2 separate regions of the Mus musculus genome follow, and region 2 is linked to region 1. The links are chromatin loops, found by intact Hi-C in ENCODE. Cell type or tissue: gastrocnemius. All regions are shown on one strand. Each heading gives the region's core, and the rest is flanking DNA. Links, peaks and the distances in the headings are about the cores only. Region 1 holds the start of Bmp6 (bone morphogenetic protein 6). Region 2 overlaps Txndc5 (thioredoxin domain containing 5).

The links. Hi-C counts contacts between places; a loop is a spot of excess contacts. Peaks named below come from ENCODE experiments on the same cell type or tissue, not always from the same donor. Only the 100,000 strongest peaks of a DNase experiment are listed, where the experiment ranks them.
Region 2: it touches region 1 in a loop (5-fold over the local background); 12 of 42 quality-filtered maps call a loop at or near these places.

What each region holds. Positions count from the first base shown.
Region 1 is chr13:38,338,798-38,351,064 of GRCm38, forward strand. It overlaps Bmp6 (bone morphogenetic protein 6), which reads left to right and starts at 6,919. Exons shown (of 7, transcript NM_007556.3): 1 at 6,919-7,790. The coding sequence starts at 7,136. Gm47990 (a long non-coding RNA gene) reads left to right here. Exons shown (of 2, transcript XR_003950672.1): 2 at 5,082-5,326. In gastrocnemius, for the core only: CTCF peaks have their summits at 3,963 (motif pointing right) and 4,656 (motif pointing right); DNase peaks (open chromatin) are centred at 3,962, 6,287, 6,942, 7,678 and 3 more places; H3K4me3 peaks cover 4,145 bases; H3K27ac peaks cover 3,450 bases.
Region 2 is chr13:38,502,726-38,514,992 of GRCm38, forward strand. Txndc5 (thioredoxin domain containing 5) reads right to left here. Exons shown (of 10, transcript NM_145367.4): 4 at 10,343-10,439; 5 at 7,402-7,517; 6 at 5,169-5,255; 7 at 4,224-4,364; 8 at 1,999-2,081; 9 at 706-835. Among named protein-coding and RNA genes, the nearest start is that of Gm31834, 19 kb to the right of the region's middle. In gastrocnemius, for the core only: a CTCF peak has its summit at 3,787 (motif pointing left); DNase peaks (open chromatin) are centred at 667, 3,081, 3,771, 4,403 and 3 more places; H3K27ac peaks cover 955 bases.

The sequences.
Region 1 (12,267 bases), core at 2,214-10,213:
CCCAAGTGCTGGAACAGTGGAACCATCATGTGTGACTTACAGAAGTTTGTGTAAAGCTATTTCCTTTTGGGGTCCTTGAGTCTTGGGAGTGATTCAGCAGTGGAGAGATCTCTAAAAGGCTATTCGGGGACTTGTCTTGAAGTTGTGCTTGCATAGCAAGCTTCTGATCATTTGGGGTAGATTCTGTACTCCAGGGGCAGACAGTTATACGTTTTCCACAGCTCCTTAGCATTACAATAACCTTTAGGGAGCTTGACTTAGGCTCTCAGCCAAGGGCAGAGGAATAGAGGTTGTAATGACTTGATTTTGTATGAGCTTAGCACATCTCCTTGACATTGGGCTCTGTCTTCAGAATCTGTCGGGACCCATCATTTCCCCTGCATTTTGTTTCCCACTAAGGGTTGCTGTGAATCCTTTTCCTCTTGATCATAAACAAAAGGTTCCTTGCTGGTCTTCCTGGATCTGCAATGAGAATGTTATACTCAAAGTCCAGTGGCACAAAAGAGTCTCTTCACACATGGCTCTTGTCTCTCCTCTGCTCAGAGTCATCCAATGACCCTTGCAACTCACACCTGTTTGATGCTATTGCTTTATTTCTGATCAAAAAGTATTTACTGCATACAGCAAACTGTGTAAAGCATGGACAAAACACTCCTATAATTAAGAAAATTGACTTTACCTGTATGTGCTCCACCCACGTGAGAAAATGAACCAACAGTTGGAAAGCTTCTGTTGGGCTTCAAGCTATCATTCCTCTCGTGATATTTTATTTTTATTTTTTATTTTTGAAAAGGAGCTACTCAACTGTCGTCTAAATGAATTCAACCTGACTGAACTTCACACCCATGCAATGAGAGGATGTGTTCTTTCTCGTGTGCATGTTGGCAAGATGTGTCTATGTTGTGCCATCTCAAGCCTTTACTTCTATTTTTTATTTGTTTCCTTATTTATTTTAGAGTATGAAAGCCAACGTCCTTCCCAGGGTGTCCATTGTCCTATAACATCTTAGTATACCAACATTCCGACAGGATTTCCCATTGCTATTCCTTCTGATGCACCCTACTGTAGCCTCTTCTTGCTCTTTATCAGGATCCTCAGGCATGTCCTTGGCACAGGGGTTTGCATGCACTATTTCCATGGCCCAAAAGCCTCTTCTCAGGATACCCTCCTAGCTCATTTCCTTTAATCTACCATATCTTCACCCCAAAGCAGCTTTCTTCAAGAAGCCTTCCCTAAGCACCCATGTGCTTCTACCCTTCCCCCTGTCTACACATCCTCCATATTACTTACCATCCAAATACATATGTGTTTGGTTTGTTTGGTTTGTTGCTGAAATATCTGCTGAAACATCACCCATTTAGTGGCTGAAAACAACCCACACTTCCACCTTCTGTTCTGAGGGTGTGAAGTCTGGATGATGTCAATCCCTTCTCCATGGAAAGGTCCCAATAGACTGAGGACAAGAGGTCCCCGCCCTCAGCTCTTATCTGTAGGCTCTGACCAATCATCTGCTTATAAGTTCGTTCTGGTTGTTGACGTGATTAGCAATCAGAGCTGGGGTTGCTGTTAACTTGATACCTGTGAGCTGTGCCCTTTGCATTCCCTAACTCATTGCCACCTTGAAGCCAATGAGACTAGTCAAGTCTCTCTTGGGCTATGACTTTCTCTTGATGTCTGCTCTTTTTAAAGACTCTTGGGATTCTATTGGGCCCCTTGAATAATCCAGGACCAGTTTCGTCTTGAGGTTGCCTGTTTACCAATTTTAATCCTATCTTTTACTTTTGTAGCACACTGTAGAAACGCTGTTCACTTAGCTGTATCAGCTGGAGTGTAATTCCCAGCAACTTGTGGTACACTGTTCATCCCACTGTAGTTTCCGATCGTCCACTCCCCAGTTTAGACCACAGGTAGGTATAGTTCTCTGGTGTCTTCAGCTTAGGACCCTGCCCAACACACAGCAGACATTTCATTATTTGTTAAACGAATGACTGTGTAGATAGACTGGGTAGGTATATGGTCTTGTTCTTCTTTCAAAGCTAAAAGTCAATGATACTGATTTTTATTTTATTTTTATTTTTGAAACAGGGCTCACTATGTGGCCAGGATGGTGTGGAACTCAAGACCACCCTGACTTAGCCTCTGCAGCACTAGGATTACAACTGTGCACCATCCTCCTTGCCCCATGTGACTTTCCTTTCTAACCTGCATTTATTCAGTGTGGACTTTTTTTTTTTCTTTCTGGCCTCTGCATGACACCATATGGTTTTGCTCCTTAAAAGGACTGACAGCCCAATATGACATAGTTTCATGCAGCCTGCTAAATAGAGACACACGTGGTTCATAGAATGCCATGGACCCCAGAGGCTGACGGGTCAGGGAACCCTGCCCTACCCAACAAACATATGTCCAGTGCTTTCTCAGAACCAACCTCTTCAGGGATAATAAAACGAGAAATGGAGATGTATTGTTTGGTTCAATTTAAACATAAAAATGTGACTTCATGTACACATACCAGTTAGCCAATGAAAAATTCAGAAATGGCTTAATGAGTCGACTGGATTCCACTGATAACTTCATTGTTTGGAATTCTATAGACAGTTTGGGTTCTAGGAGTACAAGGTCTGAGTGCGTGAGACAAGTGAGACTCAATAAATAACAGATTTGCTATTTGGGTTACAGTGTGGAAAAAAAAATCTCTGGAAACAGATTTATATATTAGTTTTTCGCTTTGCCACCAGATGTCCTCCGAGTTGGAAAATATGATGGTCCGAGTGACATTTTGAAGTGTGAATGCCCAACATTTTTGAACAGACAGTGATGGGATAGTGTGAGGGACTGTGCATGTGACCGCAGACTTTGGGATGAGACACATATTTTGAAGTTTGTCTTACAGGTGTAGCTTTCAGAAGCAATATTTATTTAACACTCTGATGTTCATCTCTCGCACTCAGCAAACATTTACTTAACATAGTTCCTTTTCATTAAACCCAAACTGGTATTTTTAAAATGTGAGTGAGTGAGTTATTATATTTTGGAATTGATGTCAAACTCCTCCAACCTTGTGCTAATTATAATGCTGAGAGTTTAGGATTTTATGAGTGGAGTGTCCCAAGGACTCGGGGAGGGCAGACCTCAGGCTTTTAAGAACTACAGCCACATATTAGAGGACTTCTATGTTGAATTTTGAAAGCAACAGCTTAAGGCTTTGGGCCAAGCAGTTGAATGGGTCTGACTGAATACAAAAATCAACGAGTGTACTTGTGGTTTTGTTTTTGCTTTGTTTCGGTTTGGGTTTTGTTGAGAGAAGATTTCTCTACGTAGTCCTGGCTGTCCTGGAACTTGATCTGTAGACCAGGCTGGCTTCGAACTACTGGAATTACAGATGTGTGTCGTTACTGCCGGGTTACTTGTAGTGTATTGTTAATGATGTGGTTTATGGGCAAGAACAGAGCACTTAGCATATCAAATGGATAAGCAGTATCATTTTGAAACAAGGATATTTGGCATGTTAAATTAACAAGCACCATCTTTTCAAATCAGAATTTATTAGGCCAAACACATTGTAAACATAGAGCTCTCCACAACTGGTAAGGAACCACTTTGAAAGTAGGCATTTTTAAGAATTTTCTGTGAGTTACTCTGTGTCCCCGTGAGAATTCCCACCCTGTCTCTAGTATCACCAAACGTGTGGAACAAATTTGTGCTTTATGGTGAGGCCATCTTCACTTCGTGAAGTGGGGCAAGGGTGGGACAGACAACCTATTTCCAGAGACTGAGGCCATCTGCATGAAATGTCAGCCAAGCAACCAGATGTTTGCTATGGGTTGGCTCACACATCTGGCTTCTTGACGAGATTTCTCCTCTGCCCCCGCCCCCAACCCCCAAATGCTTGAGAGATGCTCAGAGAAAAGTGAGGGAAACTTGTCTGGGTTTACAGAGGAAGGGGCAGTAATATTTTGGTGTCCTGCAGGGGGCGAAGTGGCCTCTGATTTTCTCCAAGTGTTCACAGGTTCCAGTGAACTCTGGAGGCAGACCTGCTCAAACAAGTTCCTTCAATGCCATTATTCTGTATCCACTTAGAATCACACGTGTGCTTTGTGCTAGTCCTCTGCTCTGACACCTCCGGGCCACGTGGAGTCTCTAATGGGATGTGGTCAGGAAAACAGGAGCGGGAGGGACATGGATGAAGGTTCTCTTTCCACCCCGAGTTTCACTTGACATACATAGAGAAGCTGTGGTCCCAGTCTGATGTCATTGAACTCTTAGGATTATACCTCTTTATTCATCCCTTTGAACTAGGTGGGCCCAAGTGCTTGGCTGCCTGCTTCCTGTAAATATGGCATGTCCAGGTTGAGAGTGCACCATAGACATGCAGAACACATCTCTTGTGACCTTTGGCTGAATGTCACTGACCTTATGACATCTTACCTCACATTTTTTGGGGGGGGGGGCTTCCTCAGACTCTCATACTCACCACCTGAAGACACCCCCCAAACACCCCCTTATTTTAGCACTATTCTTTGAGAACAGAATTCCTCTTGGTAGGGGTGGGGAGTCTGTGACAGGCCTGAGTTAGAGATGCTGTTAAGGACTGTGGTTGATAATACTTCACTACATGTCATTTTAGACTCACGCCACAAGGGGGGGGGAACCCTACAGAGGGGGCAGTAGTGTAGCCCTACATGTCTGTTCTTCACTAGGCTCATTTTCACAGAGTCATATACCCCAAATGAGTCACAAGCTCGCTTTTTAAAAAAAGATTTATTTATTTATTTATTATATGTAAATACACTGTAGCTGTCCTCAGACACTCCAGAAGAGGGAGTCAGATCTCGTTATGGATGGTTGTGAGCCACCATGTGGTTGCTGGGATTTGAACTCCTGACCTTCGGAAGAGCAGTCAGGTGCTCTTACCCAATGAGCCATCTCACCAGCCCACAAGCCCACTTTTGTGTTTTAAATGGCACTCCCTAATGGAGTACCTTTAGGGCTTAGTTTGTTTTTCTATTTTTACAGATTCCAGTGTTGTCTTCACTGCCCTTATAATTTGCGCTTCTTTTATTCCGCATGTGTCTTGTCAGACCTCTTACAAAGAAGATGTGGCTGAGTGTGTGCAAGGAGGAGGCCCCCAGCTTGAAGCTCATGAGTACTTGTTGTGACTTCAGATCTTCTGAGTGGAGTTCCTGGCCTCTCTAGCAGCACAGCAGTGACTTCATACTTGTACAGTGTCCTGGACAGAAGAAACGGTGCACGCTTTTGATGTCTCTAGCATCCTAGCAACAATTATCTAAAATGTTTCAGACCCCATAAACCAATACTGAAAGTGGGTGGCTTATTTTCTTTCCTAATCCTTCCATTCTTGTCAGGTGAAAGACTCACATGTTTAAAGGGCATTTGCTTCTACCATCTAGAGATGAGTGGCCATTTGAGCCATGAATTGACATGTTTATTGGTAGAAGGCAGTGTTGGGAGTGGTCCCAGTTTGTTCAAGGATAGAAGCAACCTGTGTTGAGGGCCCTGTTTATTATCCTGGCTATTTTCTATACTTTCCAGGCTTCTGCCCTGGCTGAAGGCCATCTTTACCACCGTCTTTACGTTTTACCTGGAACGGTGTGTCTAATAATTGCATTTCAGCTCATTAAGATGCAATTGCCAACGGCAACTGCATTGAGAGACTAGCAAGAGGATGGGGAAGGCTTTCCTCGTAACACTAGCAGATCGTAACCCCTTTCGTTTGGGTTGTAGTTTAAGAACTCAAATGCAGCCCAAACGAAGAAATAAATTGAAATATCCGACTGGAAACCTCCAGGACTCTGGTTTGGCTTGTCCTGCCCTCTTTGCAGCTAGTGTGTGAGCAGCTTCCTCGCAGGGTGTGTCTTAACTTACAGCAGCTGCCTTTGAGAGCCACGTGTCTGCTAAACGCCTACATTCCATCAATAAGAGAAACTGAGCAGAGAAGGAGAAAACTGTCATACTATTTTCTCCTTCGGTAACGGCATGGATTAAATAGCTGTGTTTGCTTTTATTTAGCAGAGGAAGAAGAAAGTTTAGATCGGGGTCGTGATCGGATCTGTCTTCCTAGCAATGACCTCTTTGCCTTTCTTACCCGCCCAAGCAACTCCTGATGCCTCCAAGAATTCTGTGTGCTAGAAACCTACGCTCGCTAGGCAGAGGCAAGGCCCTGGGAGAAGGGAGGGTGAAAGAAGGGGGTGGGCCTATGTAAATAGCCCGCAAGAGTCACCTCTCCATTGGCTGGTAGCCTGTCCGTTACCGAGTAGGGCAGGGCGTTCCTGGGCTTGAGTGCGGTACCTGAGCGAGACGCGCAGCAGAAAGCCCACGTTGGCGGCGGCCGGGAGCGCAGTGCGCAGAGGCGGGAGACTGCGAATCCCCGAGCCGACGCCGCAGCCTGCGTTCCGAGTTCCGCTCCTCGTCTCTCTCATCGCCTCGGAGAGCGGGATCCTCCGGGCACCCGAGAGACTGCCGAGAGGAAAGCTAGATCGTGGCCGCCTCCACTTGGGGAGGCGCGCGGAGATTCCGAGGGGGAGAGACGGTGCCCGAAGGCGGAGGGGCGCTGAGTTTCGGACCAGAGGGAAGTTAAAACCGCGCGGAGAAAATTGGCTTTTTAGGACGCAGGGACGCCACAGCCTGGGACCCACAGGGGAGTAAACTTCACGACTGTCCTACAAGCCAGGAGAGGCGTGCGAGGGGATGGTGCCCGGCATCGCCTCCACCTCTTGATCTGTCGTCTCCGGCCCCCCTCGGCCAGCCGCCTCTGAGGGTTCAGGGCAGCGCACGTGTGCAGACTGCGAGTGACCGTGCCGTGACCCGCCCGGGGACGCCGGCTGCAGCGCAGTCCTGCCTAGGACACACCTGGCTCACTCAGCCCGTGCGCCTCCAGAGACCTGCGGGAGAGTGGAGGATCCTGGCCGTCGCCCCGTCGTCTCTTCTCCACCCGGGCTTCTGGGGGCGCCGCGGATGACCATGAGAGATAAGGACTGAGTGCCAGGACCGGGAAGAGAGCCCGCCGAGAGGTGGCGGGGGCTGCCCACTCCGAGGGCCACAGCCTCCGCGCTCCGGCCTCGCTCCGCCGCTCGACGCCTCGCGGGCCCCGCGGGGGCAGCCGGGCTGGGCGGCGATGCCCGGGCTGGGGCGGAGGGCGCAGTGGCTGTGCTGGTGGTGGGGGTTGCTGTGCAGCTGCGGCCCCCCGCCACTGCGGCCCCCTCTGCCGGTAGCCGCGGCCGCCGCCGGGGGGCAGCTGCTGGGAGCCGGCGGGAGCCCGGTGCGCGCTGAGCAGCCACCGCCACAGTCCTCTTCTTCGGGCTTCCTCTATCGGCGGCTCAAGACCCACGAGAAGCGGGAGATGCAAAAGGAGATCCTGTCGGTGCTGGGGCTCCCGCACAGGCCGCGGCCCCTGCACGGTCTCCAGCAGCCTCAGCCCCCGGTGCTCCCGCCACAGCAGCAGCAGCAGCAGCAGCAGCAGCAGACGGCCCGCGAGGAGCCCCCTCCAGGGCGGCTGAAGTCCGCTCCACTCTTCATGCTGGATCTCTACAACGCCCTGTCCAATGACGACGAAGAGGATGGGGCATCGGAGGGTGTGGGGCAAGAGCCTGGGTCCCACGGAGGGGCCAGCTCGTCCCAGCTCAGGCAGCCGTCTCCCGGCGCTGCACACTCCTTGAACCGCAAGAGTCTCCTGGCCCCGGGACCCGGTGGCGGTGCGTCCCCACTGACTAGCGCGCAGGACAGCGCTTTCCTCAACGACGCGGACATGGTCATGAGCTTTGTGAACCTGGGTAAGGATTTTGGGGGTAGCATCGCGCGGAGGGTAGATCCCTCCTTTGCAGTCTCCTGGGCTCAGGTGGTGGGAAGAGGTGGAGGAGCGCGCGCGTGCGCGCGCGGCGGGGATGTGGGACAGCTGGTGCTCCGGACACCTGCGCGGCCGAGTGCTCGCCTGCGCTCCGCTGCAATGGGAGGAGCTGGAACACGCAGAGGTGCCCGCAGAGGTTGTCTTTTTCGGGGAACATGGGGCACTTTTCCCTGTATTCTTATTTCTGACGAGCTCGGGCCACTTCAACGCAAATGAGTTTGGCCAAGGTTCCTAAGAATAAGGTCCTCTGCACTCTTTCCCCTCTGAACTGTCCTCCATTGCCCCCTGGACGTTCGGAGTGCCGCTTTACCCATAGTGACCGTCAGGGAATCCCCCAGCAGTTGAGAACTCCGAGAACCTGATCTGAATGCTTTAGAGAGATTCACAGGTGTTGAGGAAGGAGGGCTTCGGTGGCTGAGGAAGGTCCCACCAGGACCTTGGAAGGTGTGCCAATCCCCGCCAGGCGGGGCTTGCGTCAGTATGGGGCGAGATTCCAGCGCAATTGGGGTAATCCACCCAGTGCCTGCGCTCTCATGCCCTTGGCCATTGTCCCAAAAGGTTGACCCTTCAATCAATGCTGTCCAAGCTCCTGGGGGCAGAGAAAGGGTGCGGGGGTAGGGGCCAGGGTTGGCCGCTGAGCTCTACTGAACTCCGTTGCCAGGCAACAGAATGGAAAGTCGAGGGCGGCTAAATTGGGCTCTGCCACTAATGTTCTGTGGCAAACCCAGACAGAGTCACGTCCCCCCCTCCCCGAAGTTTTCTCTCATCTGTAAACAGAAAAGGGAGGTGGGGTAAGAAAGACTGCGGAGTCAGTGCTTCTGAACCTTGCTAGTTTTTATTCATAAACTTAGTATAGAGCAAGGATGTAGGAGGCACGTCCCTAGTGGGTAGACCTGGGGAAGTAGACACACCCAGAGTGGCTGCAGCCGCCCCTGGGTTTCTGTGAGGCTTTTTCTCCCTGGGGGAGACCCATGCCTGTGCCCAGGTCTCAGAAAGGGTTAGCATGAGCTTGCCAAAAGGCCTATCAGAGCCGTCCATCTTCTTCAAGCCAGGAGTGATGACCCAGTGTTAAGTATCTAATTTAGTTCTTTGCGAGTGTATCTAGGATCCTTAGTTCCGCCTAGGTGGAGTCCAGTGAGAGAGAGAGAAAAAAACGAAATAAGAGTAGCAAGCTAATGGAGCAGGCAAGTGTGGAGGCAGAATGACCAGTATCCAGGCAGTGCTGAAACCCTCCTGGGAAATTCATGAAACTCGAGTCTCACAGTGAGTGGAGGCTCAGGGCCTGCCAACCGGGCTACTTGCACCACCAGGGGATCTGATTGGACAAGAATTCTCACAGTGTATTGGAATCAAGGCTGAGCTACCTCCAGGAAGCATTCTAAGGAAATTGTCTCTCATGTCACTCAGTGAAACTTGCTGATGATGGGGTGGTCAGGGCTTCCGAGGACCATGATTGTTCTTATTGTAGCATGGGCTGATTCTTTTCATTTCCTAGGCCTCAGCCCTGGCTGACCTTCGTGTCACTTTGGGCCTAAAAAGTTCTTGGGTGCTGGGACTGGCCCTCTTCAAACCCAGAGATTGGCAGAATCCTGTGGGTGAGCTCAGACAGATTTTAATTTTTTAAAAGTTCCTTAGATTTTTTTTTTAAGTGTGCTACCATGGTGAAGATGTCTGAAGAAAGCATCATTCATCGTCTCTGGAAGAAAAAACAAACAAACAACAAAAACAAAACAAAACAAAGAAAACCAAATCAACCCCGAAGACTTCCGAATGCTGTGGCACATTAGAATAATATGTGGGCTTTTAGGAATCCCCGGTGGCAACTCCATTTCAGTCCAGTCAGCACGTGGCGGTTTGGGCAGAGTTCAGAAACACTATTTTTTTTAAAGTGCTGTCCCAGTGATTCTACAGTGCAGAAACCATTATTTTTGATTGTAATTGAAATGTAAAGATCTGGTTTGAGGCAGGTGTGTGTGTGTGTGTGTGTGTGTGTGTGTGTGTGTGTGTGTGGTGACTTTCAGATTCCTCTCTTTCTTTGCTTTTCTGACCTTCTGTGGTGTACAAGTGCACACAGCTTCTGAGTCACACTGTTTGAAGCTGGTTGCCAACTCATTTTGTTATGGCTATGTAGTTTAGCATCATATCTCCCTAGGTATGTTTTTAACTCCCCTCCCCCCACTTTCCTTCCCTCCTTCTCTCCCTTCCTTCCCCCTCTTTTCCTCTACCCCTTCTCTTTCCCTCCCTCTCTCCCTGCCTCCTCCCTCCCTCTCTCCCTCCACCCTCCTTCTTTCCCTCCCTCCAACCTCCATCCATCCATCCTCCCTCCCCTTCCCTTTCTCCCTCCCTCCCTCCCTCTCCCTTTCCTCCCTCCCTCCCTCCTCCTTCCCTTTCCTTCCTCCCTCCCTCCCTCCCCCTTCCCTTTCCTTCCTCCCTCCTTCCCTTTCTCCCTTCCTCCCTCCCTCCCTCCATCACTCTTTCCCCCTCCTTCTCCTTTCCTTTCCTTCTCTCTATCCCTTCTTTCCTTTTTGGGACAGGCCTATGCTATGTAACCCAAGATACTTCAGAGCTGGAAACCTTCCCGCCCAAAATTCCAGAGTACTGGAATTACAGGCACACGAGGTCATATCTGACTTCTATTTTTCATAAGCGAATTTTAAAGACTGAAGGTTCCAAGGGAGCGTACCAGTAGGACAAGTGGATTCCTAGACAGGCTGACATGAAACTGAATGTTGCCACCCTGTGCCCCAAACCCTTTCTACCTCATCTTGCAGCTTCCTGCAGTTACCCTTAATGTAGGTCCAGTTCTAGACTCCACGTGGAAGAAAGGAGAAAACCTCTTCTAGGTAGAGGGCGTTCAAGCAGCAAGCATTACCACCTGCCCGAAAGCAGCGGTGTTCATCTTAATCCATGTAGCAGTGGGGAAGACAGACTTCACCAGAGGCTAGAATGTGATAAAACCTGATGACCATGGCTGTGAATGTAAGGGGAGTTTACCTGTAGAAGAAGGGTCTGAAACTCAGCAATGTGGATGCTCTGAGAATGTTAGAAGTCTGCGTTTTTTCTCATTGGTATCAATGTCATGTTGAATGATATAGTAGTAAGTACATGACTCATCTATTAAAGAACCTATAGAAAGTCAAAGCTTAACACCACTGTGTTTGTACAATGTCCACTGTGCTGAGGTTACACGTTAAAGGCATGAGGGAAAGCTACCCATCTCTGTAAACATGCCTCTTCCCTGGGACTAGAGGAATAATTTGCTCATGAAATACGTTAGAAACACCCTAGCTTTGTCAGCCAGCCTGACTATCAGGAAGTATGAATCAACAGGATGAATCTCTCATAGCTCGAACGCTGGTCATTCGGTCCAGCTCATTGTTGTTGATATTGACTGCTTAAAATCCTGGCTTGGAAACAGGCTGAGACATGAAGGGCTGTCTGCTCTTGTTGCAGTGTGGCAGCTGAGGGCCTGGGTGAGCTTGTAAATTTATATCCAATGAGGGTCCCAGATGGCATTTGCTATTTGTTTTTTTTTTTTTTTTTTTTTTCTATTGCTCAAAATGTCTTGACGCTCTGCTATGCAAGCCTGCCAATTTGGTGACCTTGGAGTGATATCCTTTAGGCATTAGGTTAAAAGTCCACCCTCCTACAAAGACCTTCTTACTACAAGCCCCATCCTCCTCTTTATCAGCACAGCACCCTGGTCCTTTCCTTCCTTGTGCTGATCCCATGGAATTTCTCTCTCTGCCTGTCTCTGTTTTTAAAATCGCTTACTCATTGTGCATGTACTGTTTAGGATGAGAGGCTGACATCACACGGATCCACCATGGTAGCCTAACAAAATGCTGAGCACACTGACCACACTTGGAAAAGATCGCACTAGCAAGACTATAAACAATAGCCTGTAGTTTAAATTCCCACTGATCTGCGAGTTCTGATTCTTTAGAAAAGATAACTCTTGATTTGTGTTTAGTGTAAAATGCCTGGAGATATTTGGGACACTGGTTTGAAGTATTTCATGCAAATGTTTTATTAATAGGCCTTTTAAAGGTTATCCGCCTGTGTATTAATTTGTAATATCTTTACGTTTGTGAGAGTAGAAATAGTGCCTCTTTAAGTCTCTGCACTTCGGGCTTATCTTGAATTAATAAGGTGTTGATCTCCAGATGCTCGGATTAAATGAAATAAGAGGCCCACATCATGCTCTGAAAAGGGAGTCAGTAAGTGTTAGTACAAGAAACAAGTAACTTATTGTACTGAAAATATTGGCAATCTTCTCAACTGAATTCCTCTTGGGAAACATAAATTAGAAGAAAAATGGAATACTCCCTGCTTGTATCTGTAACCAGAGACACTGTACTGGCTTTCGCTTATAAACAGAGGCTCAGTACCACAGCTTTTCA
Region 2 (12,267 bases), core at 355-8,354, 160 kb after region 1:
CTATGGGATAGGCTTTCCCCTAAAGAGCCGCGTGTAACCTCAGGCTTCAGAGAGAACCAAGGACTCTCACCAGCGTGCCCCCTATACCCCTGCCCTCTCCTCTCTTCAGCTCTGGGGATAATAGGGCTGCCCCTGGGGCCCCCACTTTGTTCTCAGCTCTTCCGAGACAGACAGCAGCGTCTGGGATGTCCAAGACAAAACTGTTATCTCTGGCTTCCGTGAGGCCCAGAGACCTTGGACCCCTTTCATCCCCCGAGGGCTGGGGTCCGTGGCTTCCCACAGCCAGACCCGGGGCTGAGTGGAGAGCAAGTGGAAGTCCTTCACGTCCACCCGTCCAGAGCACTGGAACTCTGGTGGGACGCAGGTTTTCTCCCACCCCTTTATCCCCCCACGTCCGCCGCCCAACAGCCGGTCAGCAGGCAGTACCCCACTCCCAACACGTCACATCTTAGGACCGTACAGCTAGACCCCAGCAAGAACCCAGAGCCCCACTCTGAAAGGCCAGCCTCCTCTGCTGCAAAAGGCCCTTTTTTTCTCAAATGGCACAACTCAAGATACAAATCACTCTCTAGGGAGGCCTGGCCAGAGTGAGCCAACTCATTCCATGATGCTGAGTGAAGGTCCCTTGGGGCACTGATCCAATCCTCAGCTCCACCTCCAGGCACATTTCGCCCCTCCCCCGCGCCTCCTCCCGGAGGTACCCACCGAGTACTTGCTGCAGACATTGCGCTCAGCGGTGCAGTCCACTTCTGCGATGGTGACATCTGACAAGCCTGGGAATTCCTTTTTAGAGAGCTCCTCCCAGGTAGGAGCCAGATTCTTACAGTGGCCACACCTAGAAGAGAGCAGGGGTTAGCTGTACCAAGATCTGGTCACCACACCCTCGTAGAATCAGTTAAAACCACCAAATTCTCCCACTGGGTGCACATGGGCCCGCCCTTCCTCTCCTAAGGAGGAAGTGAAAGCCCTGCCACCTTTGGTAGCCTGACAGAAGTGAGCAGGTTTGCAAAGTTAGACTCTGATCTCACAGAATGGTGAGCAGGGCTGACACCTAAAGTGACCGTGAGCAGCAGGGGGAGCGGGAATCACATGTGAGGTCACACAGTGATGGTGTAGATTGCACTGCCTGGGCAGGGCGTCCTTGATAGGTCATTCACAACAGAGCTCTGCTCAAATCTTCCCTTTGCTGCCGTTTGCTCTCTTTCTGCCTTCCCCACTTCTCTCTCCACTCACCTATCTGTACAGCTCTGGGGGCTTCTAAACTAAAAGGTTAATAGCATTGTGTGGCACCCTTTCTCCTTTGTTTCTCTTTGTAGCCCAGGCTGGCCACGAACTCACAGTCCTCCTGCTTTAGCATCCCTGGTGCTAAGACTTCAGGCCTGAGTCTCCTTTCTATTCAAGGGCAAAAGCTGCCCAACTCACGGGTCACATCCTCCTTAGCAGCACACCTGCATGCAGCAGCACCCCCGAGTGCACGAAGCACCAAGCTGATAGGGGTGTCACGGTGACCACTGTGTATTTGGGTTGATCATCTCTATGGACTGTGCTTGTTCAAATGGACTGTACTGACAAAGACATAAGGAAACTGAGGTTCAGGGCCATCACAGGACATGCAGGTTACAGCTGTTCATGGAAGTCATAGAACCCATCTGTCCTCCAGTGCCAGGCTATCTAGGTCTCGGTTTGCTCTCCGTCCACTGAGATTCTAGTCCCCGAGGACCCCGTGCCAGGAAGGTTTGGGTTACTAGGTCACGTACTGAATGGCTCGACGAGAAAGCTGAGCCCATCACAATTCACTGATGGTTTTGTTTGTGCCTAAGTAGGCTGAGCTTTAAAAGTGAATGCTCATCTTCCTCTCTAAAATAACGGTTGCTGCACGGGGTACAGTAGAGTCATTTCCTGCAAGGTGGCCTACGTGTGAGTGTGACCCGTGCCCACTCCGCTGAGACACATGCTGTGACAAGGAGCACTGGCACAATGTCTGAGATGGCAACTTACCACGGAGCATAGAACTTGACGAAGGTTATCCCCTGTGCAATAGTGTCCTCGAAGCTCTTCTCGGTGAGTGCCAGCACAGTGCCCTTCAGGGGAGAAAGGTCAATTTAAACACACTGATTAGAGCAGAACAGGGCAGAAGATGGGATCTGGCCAGAGCAGCCTACAAATTACATGCAGGGCAGCCATATGATCTCTTGATGGACAGAGACATTGGCACAGGGACCAGGGTACCAAGTCCAAGAGCTGCCGAGGGGTTGTGGGCAGGACACTGAGACCCTTCACAGACCTTCCCACTTCCCAGACCTCTGTTCTACCCATAATCAGCCCATGGGCTTCAGGTACTGTCTACCAGGGCTCTGCAGCATGGACCAGTCCATTCTAGGCTAGGCCTATAGCTCCCAGGCTTGTAGCCCAAGATGCCTCTGTAGGTCTGCATGAGCTCACATGCTGTGTTTCTCTCCTGCCCTGCCTATCTTCAAGCATCCTCTTCTAGCCAACAGGGACCTGTTGCACGGGTGTGGTGGATGGTTTTTATTATACCCATATCAAAGGGCCTCTATGTACTCTGATGTACAAAAAACTGCATGGACCCAACTCAGGCATTTTAAACAGTTCTTCATGCCAGTGTTCAGCAGCCCCCTCAGAGGCGCTGGGGTGCATTCATCACACAATCTGGACCTCCAACAGTCGGTACACGGGATCCATGTACTGACTACAAACACTACCATCCTACATCCAGATAAGCAGCCATGTTCTCCGGGAGGCCAGATTAGAGATGGAAAACTTCGTTATAAATAGCCATGGTGTTTGATGAAAGCACTTGCAATGTGTAATTACCCTGTTAGGGATGACACACATGCTCCCCTAACGTGGGTGGTCATGTTTCTTAAACCAAAACTTAAGGAATGAGACCCTAAGCTTGAGGAGGCTTCTTGCTGCCCGGGCAGGGGCAGCTGACAGCACTGATGTATCCAATTTCCAAGTACTGAGTTTTCTTGAGTTCCAGTGTGCGTCACCCTCTCTCTACATGACGGGTATTCAGTGAGTCACTGCCCTCATCCCAGGGGACCGGCCCATGACCCCCAGTGTCCCACTGTCAAAGGACGAGCTCAGCAGTGGGAGCTGAGACAACACTGTCCCCACAGTTATACCTTGGTGTCCACAAGATGCTGGTGCCAGGGGCCTCCCTAGTCCACAGTCCAAGGATTTGCACCCATGAAATGACTAGGCAATCTGCATGGAATATACACAGATCCTCCCATAGACTTTAACTGCTACCTGTCACTCACTGTGGCCCTCCTGCCCTGGTCCTGAGTGCTGCACTGAGTGTTTGCTCCATCCTCTCTTATATACAACCTGGAAACCAGTCCCAGGCAACCAAATGTCCCACCCCCCACTTCTTACTGTGTTTGGGTATCTGCCACCATTGGCCAAAGACTCCTCCTATTGGAGTGACCTCAGAACCCGCCTCTTTTCTTGCCCCCTGCCCCACCCCCTGAACTATCCTCACTAGAGTGGGATCCTTAGGCTCCCCTCCTCCTGCCCCCGCTGCCTCACCCTTGCTTTGGGGTCTCCTTGTCATTCAGAGCCCAATGCCTCAGCAACTGCACATCATCTTCCTGAAGCTGACCTACTCCAACCTGCCAGGGCTCCACCCTCCAAGCTTCTATCCCTGGCTGCTCTTTGGCACCCCTTTACTGGACCTAGTTCCTCCCAGTGCTTTCCTGATACCCAACAGCTGATTCTCCTGACCGTATCTGGCTCCCATGCGCCCCCATCTGGCAACTTGCTCATGTCTCTTCTCTCTAGGCTGACTACCTCGTTGGTGACTACCTAATGGATGACACATTTTGCGATCCGGCTACCCCATCTTCTCCATAGCCCTTCCTGATGCATATCTCCCAAGAGCCTTTGCTACGGGGCCAAAGTGAAATGACAGCGGCCAGCTCAGGAGGGAACAGAAATGGGGCCAGGGCAGCGGAGAAGAGTCACAGCAAACTCTCACATACACATCGTTCCCAAGTAACTAGAGCAAACGGACAGACTCTGGAGGCTTGACACCAAGCATCTTCCCTCAGGGATTCTCAAGGGACACCTCTGCTGACCTTGTCCACGAGGTGCATGTAGCAGTAGACCAGAAACAATTTCACACTCAGAAGACCCCATGTGAGAAGACTCTATAGATACTCAGGTCCCTCTCCCTCCCCATTCTGACAAACACCTACCTTGTCACCCGTGGGCTCAGCAGCCATCACTGGGGCCTCTGACGGCTCAACAGTCTCCGGAGCTGCCTCTGAACCCTGCAGCTGGGACTGCACATAGTCTCTCAGTGACTCCAAGTCCCGCTTTCCCTTGTACTGATCCACCTGTCCAAGACACACGGGCTCGGTCAGCATTCTTGGTCGTATGCCATCCCACCCCATCTGTCCGGTTAGACCCCTATCAGGAGTCTCAGCGCCAGCCGTGTGTGTGTCTCTTGTGAGCAGACACTCCCACTCAGATGGGAAATTAGATTGATTTCATCACCCCCATCCCAAGCTGTACATCATCAGAGTCTAAAGTAGGGGCTAGCTGTTCATCCATTGACTTCCTTGAGAATTCTGAGATGCTAACCATGGGCAAGGCATTGAAGGAGAGGGGAGGCAGAACCCCACCAGGAGCAAAGATTAATCTCCTTCTGAGGGCTAAAAGGTCGTTCATACCGGAGCACAGGCGTCCAGGGCCTGCACAGGTGTCTAATTTCAGTGGAAACCCAAGCTTACCAAAATGCCTCAGAACAGTTTGGCAAATGCCAGTTTTGTATTTACTAGGTCTATCAGTAAAGGGAAACACACACATTCACACGCATTAAACAGTACACGTTCCTCCAACAGCCGACAGTAGCCATCTCCTGTATCTGTACACTCTCAGTAACTCAGCCACAGTGGCTAGTGGAAAGGTTATCCCCACACAGCACACAGGAGCTAAAGACCTACCTTCTTAGCCAGGTGGTGGTGACGCACGCCTTTAATCCCAGCACTTGGGAGGCAGAGGCAGGCGGATTTCCGAGTTCGAGGCCAGCCTGGTCTACGAAGTGAGTTCCAGGACAGCCAGGGCAACACAGAGAAACCCTGTCTCGAAAGACCAAAAAAAGAAAAAGAAAAAAAAAAAAAAAAAAAAAAAAGACATACCTTCTTGCCATCTCGAAACCAGAGCAGAGTTGGATAGCCTCTGACCTGATGCTCTGAGCAGACAGCGTAGTGCTGCGTGCAGTCAACCTGAAAACAGAACCACAGAGCACTCAGCTGGCTTCTCCACAGCCTTGCAAAAGGCACTATCAGACCATTTATACTTAAAAAATAAAGTTTTAATCCAGATCCCAGAGCAACCGTGGTAGCAATCTGCAAGCTTTAAGAAGACTCTGCCTAGAAGCCACCCACAAATCCACCCACGCTAATGGAACGTGGTGAGGAGATTTGTCTTGAGATGTGGGATTTATTTGAATTTAACTGAAAATGGCAGGTCTAGGAAGTCCCATCGTGTGGGAAGGAGTGTGAGGCAGGCTGCAGAGAGTAAGACACTCACCGGACACTCACCTGGGCATTTCCCAATGCTAGGAAACCTGATATCACTGGCACTTACATAGTTTCAAATCAAGGGTGGGGGGGACGACGACAGCTCAGTGACAAAGCATGTTAGCATGTGCACAGGTCCCTGTAGTTCAGTTCCTGTGCACACAGCCCGACAAACTTGAGCAAGTGGCCCGTGTTTAATAAGAGCATTCAGTAAGCGTAGCATTAGAAACTTGTCCAAGTAAGCATTTCAGTAGCTATTTATTCTGGTGGGAACTGAACCCAGGGACCTGTTCATAGGAGGCAAGCACAGCTGAGCTACATCCCCTGCCCTTTTCTTAAGATATTTTTATTTTGAGATAGAGTCCCAATGAGCTGTCCCAGCTGGCCTTGAATTTGTAATCCTCCTGCCTCAGACTCCAGAATAGCTGAGATTAGAGACCTGTACCATCAGGCCTGGCTCAGGTTACTACATGTAAAGCAAGATTCTGCTTGCCTGATATTTTTACAAGCATTATTTTTTAATTTTTTTTTTTAATCATTAAAATTGGCCAAGCGGAACTAAGCTGGCTTTCACTGTGTCAATAAAATGGGGTTTAAACTATGTTAAGCGGTAAGGCTGCAGCAAGAGCCATTAGGTGTTAAAATGAGGTCCAGGAAGCTTCCAGCTAGGTCTGTGAGGGGCACAAGCATTCTCCAGGGAGGGTCCTGTCTAAAGCAATGTCCCTCACAGCCTGTGACTGCTCATGTCTGCTTCTGCTCAGAGCCTTTACTGAATAAAGTAGAGACAAATCACCTCCCACAAAAACTCTTAATTTGAAGTAAGGATGCCAAGACGGATGCAGGACAGAAGGCAAGATGTATTTTCGCCTTGTATTTCCACACAATGTTCAACGACTGAAATAATCAGCATTATTGATCATGTCAGTCACTGTATTATCCGTCAATGGTAGACTACGACATTGAAAGCAAAACAGACAAAAGGATAGAATCCATACAACTCACGGTGAGAATAACAATGTGCCCAGCATCACCCCACCCCCAAGGGCCATGCTAAACAGCAGACTCTCATCTGCCGATACACCACCCAGCCATCCATCTTGTTTCCTTTCTGCAAAGAAGTAACTGAGGGGAGACATCTCAACCAGGGCCAGCCTGCCAGGTCTACCACCCCCAGCTTCTGCTTCTGATCGTCATACCCAGACACGAGGCACCTCTTCTGTATGCAAACAAGCCCTGCAGCACGTGGGGAAAGGAGACATTTTTCTAGAGGAATTCCATAGAGAGTGAGCGACTGGTGAGCATCACAAAGTCAATAAGATTAAAAGTAGCCAGAAGCCCAGGGGCTGCTCTAGACAGTTCCAGAAAGCCCGGGCACACAGAAGTTGTTACACATTCCTTCTGGCTTCTCTGTTTGAACAGTTGGAAGGAACTGTGGCTAGCAGTGGAAAAGAGGGTTCGCCATAAAGGGTCTGCTGTGATCCTGTGTGAGTGCAGAACCCAGGAAGGACCCTTCAGGAAAGCTATTGGCTGAGCTCCACAGATACCCAGTGAACATTCTACAAGGCTCTACCCCATATCTTTGCACAGCTCCAGGGCTGCCAATTCAGAATTGGCCATTCCTTCAGAATAAATTGGCCAAGGCCATAATGTATCTCCATCCTGTGGAAAAGCCAGCAGACTCCAAAACCAGGCTGCCATCTGTGAAGGTGAAATGAATTGTCAAGTGGCACACTAACTGGAATTAATAAATCAAGTTTGCAACTTTGCACACAGAATGAATAATGGACTACTCTGCTAATTAATCTGGCCCAAGGCAGACTGTTCCAGTTTAACACGGGCTTGGACTTACCTTGCCAATCTTGACGGTTTCAGAATGTTCAAGGCCCAGAGCCAGCTGCTCCCAGGTTGGAGCCAGAGCTTTGCAGTGACCGCACCACGGAGCGAAGAACTTGATAAAGTGGTTGCCTGCGGGGAAGGCCAAGGCGGAGAGGAACAGGAAGAGGCAATGGGTTTACACCACAGAACCAAATGCTGGACTCAAGAATACAGCTTTGTTCCCTTGCTTAGAGATCTCAAGTCCTTCTGAGAAAAGGGGCTCACCACCACCTATGTTTGTTTATATGGGCATTCAAAACAATAACTCAAAACCAAATTGGTCATCTTTGAAGGGTAACAGAGAACCAACTCATGCTAAAAGAAAACTGGCAAAAAGGGAAAGAGCTGCACATTTACCATGCCTCTTTTTCTCGACCTAACACTGCAAGTGATAAATGAAGTTAGCACCAACTAATCTGATGAGGGAGGGCCCACACAGTGGCCATGAGTACTGCTCCAATCACAGGCAACAGATCGTCAGAGGCACTAGCAGTCATAAGGCCCTCCAGCACCCCTCCAAAGCATATACGGGAAAACCATGACAAGGTGGTATGTGATCTACCAGAGATTTGACCAGCAGAGTCCAGACTTCAGAGAATTCTGCAGGTCCACAAGCCATATGTGCTCAGCAAAGAATGCAGAAAGAAATGCTGGGGAACATGTAGATCAACAGAACCTTGACACAGACACCCTCAGCCTTCAATGAGTGTACAAATGCATTTAAGATTCATAAAATCCACAGAGACAAAGTTTGGAGCTGAGACGAAAGGATGGACCATCTAGTGCCATACCCGGGGATCCATCCCATAATCAGCCTCCAAACGCAGACACTATTGCATACACTAGCAAGATTTTGCTGAAAGGACCCCGATACAGCTGTCTCTTGTGAGACTATGCTGGGGCCTAACAAACACAGAAGTGGAGGCTCACAGTCAGCTATTGGATGGATCACAGGGCCCCCAATGGAGGAGCTAGAGAAAGTACCCAAGGAGATGGGGGGATCTGCAACCCTATAGGTGGAACAACAATATGAACTAACCAGTACCCCCCCCCCGAACTCGTGTCTCTAGCTGCATATGTATCAGAAGATGGCCTAGTCAGCCATCAGTGGAAAGAGAGGCCCACTGGTCGTGCAAACTTTATATGCCTCAATACAGGAGAACGCCAGGGCCAAGAAGTGGGAGTGGGTGGGTGGGGGAGTGGGTGTGGGAGGATGTGGGGGACTTTTGGGATAGCATTGGAAATGTACATGAAATAAATACCTAATTTAAAAAAGTCCATAAAATCCAACCTAGGCCTAGGGGCAGGAGCATTAAACTGAACCATCATATATGTCAGATGAGCAGACTGAAGTCGAATATTCACCAGTGCACACCTGAGCTATGAGGCCCCAAACCCAGGCATGGGTTCCACACAAAGAGCAAGGGCTGGCCTCTGGGTAGGGAATGGGAGAGAGGCCTGGGGTATGGGTGGTACAAAACAGGCTGTGGTGTAGTCACGGAAGACTGCCTTCACTGAGCCCTGTCAATTCTTTTTGTACTTATCATTTGTTTGCCAAAAACAAACAAACAACAACGACAACAACAAAACCAGGTTTTAAAATAAATAAATAACGCTCCTGGTGAGTTAAAAAAAAAAAAAAAAGAAAGAAAAAATATAAAGTCCTCACAACATGATTTTCTGGACACATTTTTCTATCTGGTTGATCTGCTTCTACATTAGGCTGATAGCAGCCCCAGGTCAGGAGAGGACTCACAGCAGATGTCAGGCAGTGGCCACACAGCGTGTAGCAGTGAGCAGCCACACTGATGGCTGAAGCTAGGCCAATAACGCATTCCAGGGAAATAGTGAATCGCTTATTTGAAATGATGAGCAACTGATCTTCGAGGCTAACACCGTCTCTATGCAGCCATGTGCAGTACAGACCCCGGGCAGCAAGATGGAGACTGAACTCCCAGAATCCAAGCAGCCCCATGGGAAGCCAGCAAGGGCAAGAAGCCATAGCTGCCTTGTGAAGAAAAAGCCTCAGCGAGCCTGAAGCACAACCACGTGGGGGCTTCAGGGTGTGTCCTGCAAGAGACGCTTGCGATGGGTGGAGCTTGGCTGGCCAGCGGGAAACTGACTGTCTAGGATGAGGGGATCTGTGTAGAATGTAAATATTCTACACAAGCCCAAGTCAGTCTGACTTCCCAGGGGAAACACCCAGGTCCCACTGCTGGAGCAGCAGTGCTGATTATATAAGTCATTCTAGTAGCAACGGAGGACACCATGATAAAGTTGCTGAGTAAGGCAGGTGGTGAGGGGGACACCAGGCTCCCAGCAGGGACACAGGCTTCTAAGTCCTTTTTCACAGTGTGTGCAACCCAGTCTTCCAGGGGGTTCCTCTCTGTGGCAGCACTTGATAACAGAGCCAGCAAGGAAGTGGTGTCTACTTGCTGCCCATATGTGCTTGAGCCAACGTCTGAACCCTGTCCATGTGGTAACAAGGGGAGGTTTGTGTTTTATTCGCAGTGGAGACTGCGGGCAGATATTGAGGAAACCGATTCCAAAGTCAGTATATAAAGAACACCTAATCTGATTCATAGTTTTAACAGTCCTACTACACTGTTTAAACAAGTAAGAAACATGCTTCTCTCGGCCTCCAACAAATAAACAAGTCCATGCCATTAATAAAGACTTTTTTAGCCAAGGCTGTTGTGTGTGCCTAGTGTGCTCTCAACTTTAGCAGAGGCTTAGGCCAGGCATGTCTACAAGGACGAAAAAGGAGGAAATACATCGTAAAGAGCGGGCTCATTAAGCAACAGTCCAAATGGTGCTGAAGAGACAAAGTGAGCTTCGACTAGATATTGCTATGAGTCCTCAGATAGCAAGAGGAAAAGCCAGCCCCGAGCCGTGGTCACCAGTCCCATCCTTACCTTGAGAAACATGCAGCTCAAAGTTGTTGGCCGAGAGCTCATACAACCCCTGTTTGAGCTCAGGGGCTCTGGGTGGTTCCGCTTCCGGCTCCGGTGTCTAATGGAAGAAGAAAATCAATAGTAGGTTTGTACCTGAGGATGCAATCGAGGCGTGGAGGAGGACCAGGCCTTGTTGATTAGAATCTAAAAATGTCTATCTGCCCTCCTGTCTATCTCACACCTGTACAAGGTCACACAGGAAGTTCCCCCGCCAAGAAGAACTCTGGGTGCTTTAGCACCAGGCCCACCCTACTGGCTTGAGCCCCAGGGCAGTTGTCTCCGCCCCAAATTCAACCAACCAAAGAAACCAACTGAAGTCTGTACACCCAGGAAACCATGCCCTCTTCCTGAACCTGATCGGAGATTCCCCACAGGATTCATAGTAAATTCCCAATGAGCCTCTCTACACAGGAAGGAGCTAAGACACAAAGGTAAACAGGCAAACCTGGAGGCAAAATCACAAGGGTCCTGGTGACCCTCAGCTCCTACTCGGGGCAGGGAAAGCATGCAGAGAAGCAGCCACTAAAGACCAACAGAAAGGTCAGTCATGAGAACCCAGAACTCAACAAGCAAGAGGAACCAGGGAACGGGACCAGGTAGGCCCTGTGAGCTAAACCTTAAGGTAATTCCTGAGACAAGGTTTGGGACAGAAGGACACAGCCTTGCAAAGGATCTTCTGCCAGGACAGGGGCCATCCTTTACTGACGATGACACACCCCCAGAGCCCACGCTTGAAATCATGGATAGAACCAAGCCCTGTATCTACTTCATTTCCTGAGTATGTGTGCCCATGACAGTTGAATTTATAAGTGAAGCACAATGAGGGATTTAATAATAACTAATAAAATAGAAATCACAACAATGTACTATAATAAAAGCTATTTAAAACTTGAGCAGCTCCGGCCTTGTTCCCATCACACCCCGGAGGAGCCTCAGCCAGTCCAAGCCACTTCATCATCATAACCATGAACACCAAGGCTAAGCTCCAAGAGCCACAGCCCATGCCCAAAGCCAGAGCCGCTGACACCATGCCAGGTACCACAGGCAACAGAGGCGCAGGCAGCGTCTGCCATGAGGATCCGACATAATCCCAAGGAAGAACTAGAGAACAGTATAAGAAACAGACACGTCCTCACCAACAGAAGCATGCAGCAGATCACCACACAGGAGAACCTGGGAAGAGCCTTCCCAGTGTGGGGGACAGAAAGGCACTGCAGCTTGAGGTTTTGAAGGAGAAACGTTACAGGCAATAAGCAACTGACCACACATAACCCTTAGAGATGCTGGCTGCCTTGTAGAGGTCCTCCTCACGATTCCAACAGAACTTCTGGGATACTGAGAGTGGGAAAAGGAGGCGAGATGCAGAGCTCAGGACACCAGCCCTACCACAGGTGACAGTTCTCACTGTACTGCATGTGTGGAGCCCACCGGACACACAATTGCAGCAGCAGAGGCAAGTGATGGGGGAAGGGTATGCTGACAATCAGGGCTCAGCAGAGCAAGGGACTCCAGTAACACCGAACACATATGGGGTTACAGGTGACAACTCCACAGGCCCTCTTCACCACAGACAGCCTAGAGAGGATGACAGTGAAGAGGACAAGGAAAGCTAAGGAGGTAAGATCAAGGTCGGCCGACACCTCATCACAAGTACAAGCGTGTTTACTAACACGGCTGCCCGGCGAACCTACCCAAGAGGCCACAGAGACCAACACAGCTGATCTCTAGCTGAGAAGTCGTCTGCTCCCAAGGCCAAGCAGGGCAGGGCGGTGTAAATGCTGGCTTACCAACTCTACCAACAGGAGCATAGTCATCCAACAAGCACAAACGATATAAAATGCCAGCAGTAAGAAATGAACGAGGCGGCTAGAGAGATGGCTCAGCAG